2 separate regions of the Homo sapiens genome follow, and region 2 is linked to region 1. Evidence: chromatin loops called from intact Hi-C (ENCODE). Cell type or tissue: heart left ventricle. All regions are shown on one strand. Each heading gives the region's core, and the rest is flanking DNA. Links, peaks and the distances in the headings are about the cores only.

Region 1 (5,457 bases), core at 312-5,311:
AAAAAAAGAAAGAAAGAAAAGAAAAAGAGGCCAGGCAAAATGGCTCACGCCTGTAATCCCAGCACTTTGGGAGGCCGAGGTGGGTGAATCATGAGGTCAGGGGTTCAAGACCAGCCTAGCCAACATGGTGAAACCCTGTCTCTACTAAAAATACAAAAAATTAACTAGGCGTAGTGGTGGGCACCCGTAATCCCAGCTACTCAGGAGGCTGAGGCAGGGAGGTGGAGGTGAACCTGGGAGGTGGAGGTGAACCTGGGAGGTGGAGGTTGCAGTAAGCTGAGATTGTGCCATTGCACTCCAGCCTGGGCAACAGAGTGAGACTCCATCTCAAAAAAAAAAAAAAAAAAAAAGAAAAGAAAAAGAAACTGCAGAGTCTGTGTTTTTGAGTTGCCTTGATGAGCAATGGAGCACACTCACATTTTAAACAAATCAAAAACTGAATAAAATATATAGAAAGGAGGTATATTATTTTTCTATTGCAGTTGTAACAATTTACCACAAACTTAGTGCCTTAAAACAAGTTTGCGGTATAACAACAGCAACATATATATAATATATGTTTTATTATATGTTTTTAAATATGTTTTTATTATATTTTTAAATATATATGTTTTAAAAATATATTTTAAAAACATATTTTTAATATATGTTTTAATATATTTTTAATACGTTTTATATTATATATAATTATATAATATAAAATATATATATTATATAAAAATATATTACATAAAACACAAATGTATTATATTACAGTTCTGAAGAGTCCAAAATGGATCTCACTGGGCTAAGATCAAGGTGTCAGCAGGGCTGCATTCCTCCTGGAAGACCTAGGGGAGAATTTGTTTCCTTGTTTTTTCTACATTCTAGAGGCTGGGAAATTGGCTTATGTATTCATTATTTTTTGGCTTTCATCAATCTTCAAAGCCAGCAACACATCATTCTGACCTGTGCTCCGTCATCACATCTCCTTCTCTCACTCTAATTCCCCTGCTTCCCCTTTTCGCCTATAAGGACCCCTTATCAATACAGTAAGCCTACTTGAATAATCCAGGATAACCTCCCAATCTCAAGATCCTTAATTTGATTACACAGGCAAAGTCCCTTTTGCCACTTAATATATTCACAGGTTCTGCGAATTGGGACATAAACATTTTGTGGTTGGGAGGATGTCATTATTCTATCTACCACATAAGGATTTCAGACATTGGACAACAGGCGGGATGAAGGGGAACAAATGAGGTGAGCCTCATTTAGCTCAGTAGCTTCAGTTACTGACAGAGGAGAGTTTCCAGGCCATACCACAGGAAGGGAGGACTCAAACAGATCTTGATGGTCTCCTTGAATAGAGGAAACAGATCTTGATGGTCTCCTTGAATAGAGGAAACAGAGTTGAGAATTCACACAGGGCAAGGTAGCTAGATTTCACTTGGCAGAGTACTGGTGAGGAGAGAGCTTCATGGAAAAGAGAGAACTAAATAGAGAAAGAGAGCTTCGGATATTTGCCAAGTTGTCCTTGAGTCTTTTCTTTTTTTTTTTTTTTTTTGGTAGAGACGGGGTTCTCCCTATATTGCCCAGGCTGGTCTGGGACTCCTGGTCTCAAGCAATCCTCCCACCTCGGTCTCCCAAAATGCTGAGATCACAAGCATAAGCCACCGTGCCCAGCCCTTCTTGAGTCTTTTTTTTTTCTTGGTTTTTTTTTTTTTGAGACGGAGTCTTGCTCTGTCACCCAGGCCAGAGTGCAGTGGCGTGATTTGGCTCATTGCGGGCTCCGCCTCCCGGGTTCACGCTATTCTCGTGCCTCAGCCTCCTGAGTAGCTGGGACTATAGGCACCCGCCACCATGCCCAGCTAATTTTTTTGTATTTTTGTAGAGACGGAGTTTCACTGTGTTAGCCAGGATGGTCTCTATCTCCTGACCTCGTGATCCGCCTGCCTCCCAAACTCACCAAAGTGTATGTAGAAAGAAATTATTTAGGGCTGCTGAGAGAATCACCAGAGATGAGCAGGAAGAACAATCCCTGGAACAATCCCTGGAGATCACACAGGAGTCCACCCGCCAGAGTGAAAAAAAATTGGTAATACATGGGACATGAGGTGGAATACACACAGGGTATTGCTTCAGTAATGAGGCAAAATGAGCTGTAAACTAAAAGCTACTCTTGTCCCACGAACAAAGCTTGAGGGAAAGCCTCAGAAGGAACAAACTATTTTCAAGTAACTTAACTGAACAAAGCTCAAGAATATCAAAAGGAATATAAATTATGTAGCATCAAATGGCATAAAACTCCAATGTCAAGCATCCAGTGAAAAATTATTAGGGATACAAGGAAACAGAAAAATATGACTTATAACAGGAGAAAAATTACTTGAAAGAAATAGACACTAGAATGGCATAGATTATCATCTGTTATTATCAATGTTTCTATCATCAAATTAGTAGACAGTATAAATTATTATAACTATAACTGTTATATAACTTATGTGTTCAAGAAGGCAGAGGAAAGCATAAGCATGTTAAAGAAAAACATAGAAGATATAGAGAAATTTAAATCAAACTAATATAGATGAGAAATACAGGCTCTGAGATTTTTTTTTTTTTCGAGACAGAGTCTCGCCCTGTCGCCCAGTCTGGAGTGCAGTGGTGCGATCTCAGCTCACTGTAAGCTCTGCCTCCCGGATTCATGCCATTCTCCTGTGTCAGCCTCCCTAGTAGCTGGGACTACAGGCGCCCAACACCACGCCCGGCTAATTTTTTTTTGTATTTTTAGTAGAGACGGTGTTTCACCGTGTTTCCCAGGATGGTCTTGATCTCCTGACCTCGTGACCCTCCCGCCTCAGCCTCCCAAAGTGCGGGGATTACAGGCCTGAGCCACTGCACCTGGCCGAGATTTTTTAAAGTACACTGGGTGGGATTAATAGTAGATTAGACAGTGGAAGAAAATATAATATGTAGCAATAGGAATTACCCAAAATGACACACAGAAAGAAAAAAAGTTGAACTTTGGGACAAATTCAAGTGGCCTAATGTGTGTATAACTGAAATCCCTGAAAAGGAGGGCTAGGACAACAAAAAAAATTGAGAAGAACAAAGATTTAAAAATCCAGCATATTTCTTGTTGAAAATAATGCAAACCAAAAGATGGTGGAACATTGTTGGCAAAACACTGAAAAAAATCAAACTAACGTTCTATACTGGGTAAAAATATCTTTCAAAAAAAGGCAAAATAAAGGCTTTATTGAATATATAAAAACTCCCCCTTTTACTTTGCTCTCCATCCTTTTCGCCATGTAAGGATGCAACATTCAAGACACTATTTTGGAAGCAGAGATCTGGGCTCTCATCAGACACCAAACCTGCCAGCTCCTTGTTGTTGAACTTCTCAGCCTCCAGGACTGTGAGAATAAATTTCTGTTGTTTATAAATTATATATATATATGGAGAGAGAGAGAGAGAGAGAGAAAATTTAATGCCAGCAGAATTGCACTACAATGCTAAAAGGGTTGGGTGCCATCGCTCACACCTGTAATCCCAGCACTTTGGGAGGCCGAGGTGGGTGGATCACTTGAGGCCAGGTGTTCAAGACCAGCTTGGCCAACATGGTGAAACCCAATCTCTACTAAAAAATACAAAAAATTAGCTGGGTGTATTGGCAGGTACCTGTAATTCCAGCTACTCAAGAGGCTTAAGCACGAGAATTACTTGAACCCAGGACGCAGAGGCCGCAGTGAGCCAAGATTGTGCCATTGCACTCCAGCATGGGTTACAGCGTGAGACTCTGTCTTAAAAAAAAATGAAAGAAGAGGCTGGGCGCGGTGGCTCACGCCTGTAATCCCAGCACTTTGGGAGGCCGAGGCAGGTGGATCACGAGGTCAGGAGATCAAGACCATCCTGGTGAAACCCCGTCTCTACTAAAAATACAAACAAATTAGCCAGGCGTGGTGGCGGGCACCTGTAGTCCCAGCTACTCAGGAGGCTGAGGCAGGAGAATGGCGTGAACCCGGGAGGCGGAGCTTGCAGTGAGCCAAGACCGCACCACTGCACTACAGCCTGGGTAACAGAGCGAGACCCCGTCAAAAAAAAAAAAAAAAAAAGAAAAGAAAAAGAAAAGAAAAGAAAATTAAAGAAAAGAAAGAAATCTGCCAAGCAGAAGGGAAGTGATACCACATGAAAACCTGGAACTACACAAAGGAATGAAGAGAGCACTGGAAATGGTGAAAATGTGGGCAAAGATAAAATACTCTTCTTGCTAATTTAAAAAATTTCTTTAAAAGATAATTGAAGCCATGTGTGGTGACATGTTCTAGTAGTACCAGCTACTTCAGAGGCTGAAGCAGGAGGATCATTTGAGTTCAGGTGTTCAAGACCAGCCTGAGCGCCAAAGCGAGACCTTTATCTCTTAAGAAAAAAAAAAATTGGCTGGCCAGTCACAAAAGACCACATATGATAGGGATTCATTTACCTTAAATGGCCAGAATAGGCAAATCTATAGACACAGATTAGTGATTGCCTAGGGGTTGGAGGATTGGGGGAAAATGGAGAGTGACTGCTAATGGGTTAGGGGTTTCTTTTTGGGATGATGAAATTCTCTAAAATGATGGTTGCACAAGTCTGTGAATATGCTAAAAACTGTTGAATTGTGCACCTTAGGTGAGTGAATTGTATAGCTTGTTAATTATCTCTCTCTCTCTTTTTTTTTTTTTGAGATAAGGTCTCACCTTATCACTCAGGCTGGAGTGCGGTAGTGTGATAATGGCTCATTGAAGCCTTGCAGCCTCAACTTCCTTGGCTCAGGTGATTCTCCCACCTCAGTCTCCTAAGTAGCTGGGACTACAGGCATGCATCACCATGCCTAGCTAATTTTTTGTATTTTCTGTAGAGATGGGCTTTCGCCATGTTGCCCAGGCTGGTCTTGATCTCCTGAGCTCAAGCAATCCACCCACCTTGGGCTCCCAAAGTGCTGGGACTACAGGCATGCGCCACCATGCCTGGTATTGTTAATTATATCTCAATAAAATTCTTTAAAAAGATAACTAGGTATTTAAGGCAAGATTAATAACAATGAGCCAGTCATGGTGGCTCACACTTATAATCCCAGCACTTTGGGAGGCTAACGTGGGAAGATCACTAGAGCTCAGAAGTTCATGACTAGCCTGGGCACCATAACAAGACCCCAACTTTACAAAATAATTTAAAAATTAGCTGAGTGTGGTGGTAAGTTCTTGAGGTCCCAGCTACCTGGGAGGCTGATGTGGGAGGATTGCTTGAGCCCCTCAGGAGGTTGAGGCTACAAGTGAGCTGTGATTGCACCACTGCACTCCGGCCTGGCAACAGAGAGAGACCCCATATCAAAAAAACTTAATAACAATGCATTGTGATGCTTATAACATCTGAAGGAGTAAAATGCATGAAAATAGCACAAAGGCAGGGGAGGGAAAACAGATGTATATTGTTGTA
Region 2 (5,457 bases), core at 90-5,089, 410 kb after region 1:
CCATCCTACCCACCCTACTTTCCTTTTAGGAGCTGTATAGCAGCAGCCTCCCTTGGCATATTCTCCCTCTTACCTACAGGGAGGTTTTGCAGGCTTGAGCTCCTCCCTGATCAAGAAAAGCAACCTGAACAGTTAAAAGTTAAGGTCTCTTCAGAGAGGAAAGCAGAGGTCACCCCAGCAGGAGATAGTACCATTTCTTTTGTGGAAAGGAAACAGGTCATGCTCCCTGCCTTTCTGCACTCTCTGCCTGCCCCTTGCCATGGAGATTCCAGATGCCCCTTTTCTCTACTTTGAGCTCGGCCTTCCACCCTCCTTCCCCAGGGCCAAACCTCTGGAGTCAGCACCCACTGGTGGGGCACTTGCCGACCAGCCCCCAGGCCATGCGAGCAGAGGAGAGGGTATCATTTAAAGGGCCCGCAGCAGCAAAGAGGCTTTCTCTCCTCTGTCTTTGACCCATCTCTGTTCTGGGTAACTTCACTAACCTGGTCCCTCTAAATCTGTGCCTACTTTGGAATCCACCAAGAGTCTGTTTCTGCCCTAATTTGCCCACATGCCAGCTCTCATCTGCTTCCCTGACCACAGTTCCAGCCTAGTGGAACCATTTCTGGTTTGGAGCTAGATTCATCTTTCAAAGCAGAGAGTGAGAAGAAAATTCTCTAACTCTTGATGCACAGAAGGAGTTCAGTAAATGTGAGTTGAATTTGATGAAGAATGAGAGAAGGGAAGACAGGAAGCAAGGGAAAGAGGGGAGAGGGAAGGAAGAATTCTGTTCTTTAGAGTGCCCTGCCATGGTAAGGACTCCAGAGTCGGGGATTCTGCAAGTTCTTATTCAAGGAGGAGGGCACTGTCTGGGAGCTCACAGCTTCTCCTGCCAGCCTCTGATGTTCCACACCTGCCTCATGAACAACTCTCCAGACCCTGAAAACACCAGGCCCACCACCTCCTGTCTTTATTCATGCTGTCTCTTCTGCCTGAGCTGCACTTTCCTCTCCTCTTCACTTTACTCATTCCTTCTTCAGGATCAGGTACAAATTTCTTCTGAGACCTTGCCACCCATCCCTTCCCCATCACAGCAGCTGGGGTCCCTTTCTATGGGTCTGTCTACCAGTCTTCGCTCCCATTCCTTCTGTGATCTTGATGGGATATATCCATCTCTGTCTATTTGTCTCTCCCTTTCACAGCTTCATTCATCCACGTATTCATTCATACTTCATTTACTGAGGGCCTACCGTGTGCAGGAAGTGATCCTCATGCTGCCAGGTAGTTTACATTCCAGTGAGGGAGAAGACTTAAAAAGCAGTTACCAGATGGAGAATGTTTTGAGAAGGAAAGTCAGGGTGCTAAAGGAATATATAACAGGAATTGGGGGCAGAACAGTCAGGGGAGATCTCCTAAGGAAAGTACACTGAAGTCGAAACTTGAAGAATGGAGAATCCCATGGCTGGGGAGAGAGGTAGGGGTGTGTGTGTGTGTGCGTGCATGTGTGCATGCACGTGTGTGTGTATAAATGCCTATGTGTACCTGGGAGGGCAGGGGTTCCTGTTCAGGCTAAGCATGTGCATGTGCAAAACCTCCCCAGGGAAAGGGACAATATGACAGGGAGGAGTCATCAGTGGAGGGAAATAAAGCTGGAGAGTTAAGTAGGAAGAGATTGTGGAATACCAGGAAGGCCATGGGCAGTGCCAGCTCCAGAAAGGAAGGGACTGTGACCTATTTGTTTTGGTATTATGGAGCCCCTCAGAGTGCCAGGGCCATACAGGTACTTGAGAGGTGTTTATTGAACAAATAAAGAAATGAAAACACTTTAACTAGAGAAACAGAATTGAAACAGAACATGGTGTCTAACAAGTGAAACAAAAGCACCTCTACAGGCCAGCTGTGCCATCATGAAGGCCATTTCAACCTTTAGCTGGGAGACCAAAAAGTACTGCATCCATCTGGCTGGCACAGGGACAAGTTTGTAATGAGGCACATATGGCATGATTTGAGTTGGTCAGATTTAGCAAAACAGGAGTGTCATTTATCCAAAGCAGGCCTATCTGGAGCCAGTGGGGGAAATCTAAGTGACATCTGCCAGAATGGGACTTTACATAGCAGGGGAGTCTAGCAGACTGTGACCCAGCTCCCTCCGAGAGGGCTGTCTCAGCTACTTCCTGCAGTCTTATGGATCTTGGAGGACCAAAGCATTTTGGAGCTGGGCAGGACCCTAGGCATCCTCTCTTATTCAGCCCCTAATTTTACAAGTGAGGACACTGAGTCCAGAGAGGCTGAGTTACTTACCCTAAGTTAAGGATAAGACCAGGCCAGGTTTCTAGGTCTCCTGATTCTATATCCAGCCTTCTTGTAAACGCATCTAAAAGGAAAGAGGGAGGGAGGGAAAGAGAGAGGAAGAGAAGGGAGGAGGGAAAGGAGGAGAGAAAGGAGAAGGGAGGGAAGGAGAAAGTATGTAGGGGAGAGAGAGAGAAGTGATGGACAGTGTTGGGGCTCAGAAAACAATACCCCAAAATAAGACATTGGCATGCTGAGTACCTCAAACTAAAAGAGATTGGAAGGCCTCAGAAGCAGCCCCAGTAGCAAGTTCTCTCTGACCTTCTCCCACCCTCATGTCTCTTGCCCCTCATTCTTCCCAGTCATAGAAATCACAATTCCTGCAGGGGATAGTGACTCATGCCTGTAATCCCAGTGCTTTGGGAGGCAGAGAGCAGGAGGATTGTTTGAGCTCAGGAGATCAAGGCTGCAGTGAGCTATGATTGCACCACTGCATACCAGCCTGGGCTACAGAGCAAGACCCTGTCTCTACAAACAATAAAAAAAAATTAGCTGGGCATGACAGCATGTGCCTGTAGTACCAATGACTTGCGAGGCTGAGGCAGGAGGATCACTCACTTGAGCCCAGGAGTTCAAGGTTGCAGTGGGCTGTGATTGCAACCACTGCCCTCCAGCCTGGGCGACAGAGCAAGACCTTGTCTCTTTAGAAAATATCATAATTCCTCTTCCCCAAGGCAAGTCATAGAAACTAGAATCCCTCTCTTCCAAATTAAGCTATAAAACCTAGAAATATTACTCTGACCTTCCCCTGCCTTTCTGTGCAGAAGCTAGCCATAAATAAATTCCCTGACCTACCTTGTCTGACTGCAGGTTATCCTTGCTCCAGAGGGGTTCTCCCCTCTGCCTGGGAGGAAGGAATGCTACACAGTAAGACCAAGAAGAATCTGAACAGACAGGCCTTGCTGGGTTCCTGCCCCTCCTTTTTGTGCAATCACATTTCTACACAGCTGTTCATCTTCATCAAATCTATGCATAAAAGTGGACAGTTTTCCCTGGGTCTTTGTGTATTCATTTTTGAAGTCTCCTGCATCATGTAAAACTTTTTTTTTTGAGACAGGATCTTGCTCTGTCACCCAGGCCGGAGTGCAGTGGCACGATCTCAGCTCACTGCAACCACTGCCTCCTGGGTTCAAGCAATCCGTGTCTCAGCCTCCCAAGTAGCTAGGACTACAGGCGCATGCTACCACACCCGGCTAATTTTTGTATTTTTAGTAGAGATGGGGTTTCACCATGTTGCCAGGCTGGTCTTGAACTCCTGGGCTCAAGTGATCCATCCACCTGTGAAACAGCTCTGTTGTCTGGGGTATATACCCTGGCTTTTGGTCTCACTTGAGAAAGAACTCAGGACATGGACACACACGAGGAGTGGGTTCAGGAGTGGAAAGTTTAATAGAAGAAAAGAGAGAGAAAAAGCTTCCTCATGCTGAGAAAGCAGGTCACCCAAAAGAGGGTCTCCGGTCTGCAGTGGAACGCAATTGGTTTTGTACAGGCTTGAGGAGGCGGTGACTGATTTACTTAGGGCTCAGGGGATTGGGTTGACCAGGTGTGCCATTCACATAGCCCAGGAAAAGACTGGCTCTCCTACCCTAGTCTTTTATTATGCAAATATGGCCTCCACCTGGTGGTGGCTATACTTGTACACGTGATTTTACCTGGAGGCTGCTGTGACACCCATAAACCTGGTGACAAGGAAAAGAGGGTGAGAGACCTGGTGACAAGGAAAAGAGGGTGGGAGATGCCATACTGAATGTACCTGGCTTCCAGCTGTCTGCATTTACATATAAAAACTCCTAGTTTCCTTATCTATGCCTTCTCAGTCTGCTTTCTGTTAGAGAAGAAATGGTTTTGGGGCTGCTTTTTATTAAAGGAAAATTCCACCGAGAACTCCCACCCTTTCTAGCTGCCTAAAAATTATTTCTTAATAACTCCTGTATTACCTTGGCCTCCCAAAGTGCTGGGATTACAGGCACGAGCCACCACGCCTGGCCTAAAACTTTGATTAAATAAATTTGCCATGCTTTTCCCTTGTTAATTTGTCTTTTGTTATAAAAGTGTTGGCTGTGAGCCTTATGATGGTTGAGAAAAGGTACCACACATTTCTACCCCTACAATGGCTTACTTCCAGACTTTGTTACTGAAATGGTTTTGATCTGTGTCCCCACCCAAATCTCATGTTCAACTGTAATCCCCAGCATTGGAAGTGGGGCCTGGTGGGATGTGACTGGATCATGGGGGTGGAATTCTCATGAATGGTTTATCACCATCCCTCCTTGGTACTGTATAATGATAGAGTTCTCACAAGATCTGGTTGTTTAAAAATGTATAGCTCCTCCCCACTCACTCTCTCTTCCTCCTACTCTGGCCATGTGAAGTGCTTGCTCCCTCTTTGCCTTCCACCATATTTGTAAGTTTCCTGAGGCCTCCCCAGAAGCCAAGCAGATGCTAGCATCATGCTTCTTGCACAGCCTGTGGAATCATGAGCCAATTAAACCTCTTTTTTTTATAAATTACCCAGTTTGGCCGGGTGTGGTGGCTCATGCCTGTAAACCCAGAATTTGGAGAGGCCGAGGTGGGTGGATCACAAGGTCAGGAGTTCGAGACCAACCTGGCCAACATGGTGAAACCCTGTCTCTACTAAAAATACAAAAATTAGCTGGGCGTGGTGGCACACGTCTGTCAGGACTCTGAGCCCAAGCCTGCATGTATACATCCAGATGGCCTGAAGTAACTGAAGAATCACAAAAGAAGTGAAAATGGCCGGTTCCTGCCTTAACTGATGACATTCCACCATTGTGATTTGTTCCCGCCCCACCTTAACTGAGCGATTAACCTTGTGAAATTCCTGCTCCTGGCTCAGAAGCTCCCCCACTGAGCATCTTCTGATCCCCGCCCCTGCCTCCAAGAGAAAAACCCCCTTTGACTACAATTTTCCACTACCCACCCAAATCCTATAAAATGGCCCCACCCCTATCTCCCTTCGCTGACTCTCTTTTCGGACTCAGCCCACCTGCACCCATGTGACTAAAAAGCTTTATTGCTCACACAAAGCCTGTTTGGTGGTCTCTTCACACGGACGTGCGTCACATTTGGTGCCAAAACCTGGGACAGGAGGACTCCTTCAGGAGACTG

What was found. A loop is a pair of places that touch in the nucleus more often than their neighbours do. Peaks named below come from ENCODE experiments on the same cell type or tissue, not always from the same donor. Only the 100,000 strongest peaks of a DNase experiment are listed, where the experiment ranks them.
Region 2: a loop joins it to region 1, with 5 times the contacts of the local background. A loop is called at or near these places in 65 of 110 quality-filtered maps.

What each region holds. Positions count from the first base shown.
Region 1 is chr1:93,419,949-93,425,405 of GRCh38, forward strand. No RefSeq gene overlaps it. Among named protein-coding and RNA genes, the nearest start is that of FNBP1L, 25 kb to the right of the region's middle. In heart left ventricle, for the core only: no CTCF peak of the experiment used is centred there; no DNase peak of the experiment used is centred there.
Region 2 is chr1:93,825,335-93,830,791 of GRCh38, forward strand. It overlaps a transcript of BCAR3 not described here. Among named protein-coding and RNA genes, the nearest start is that of MIR760, 19 kb to the right of the region's middle. In heart left ventricle, for the core only: no CTCF peak of the experiment used is centred there; no DNase peak of the experiment used is centred there.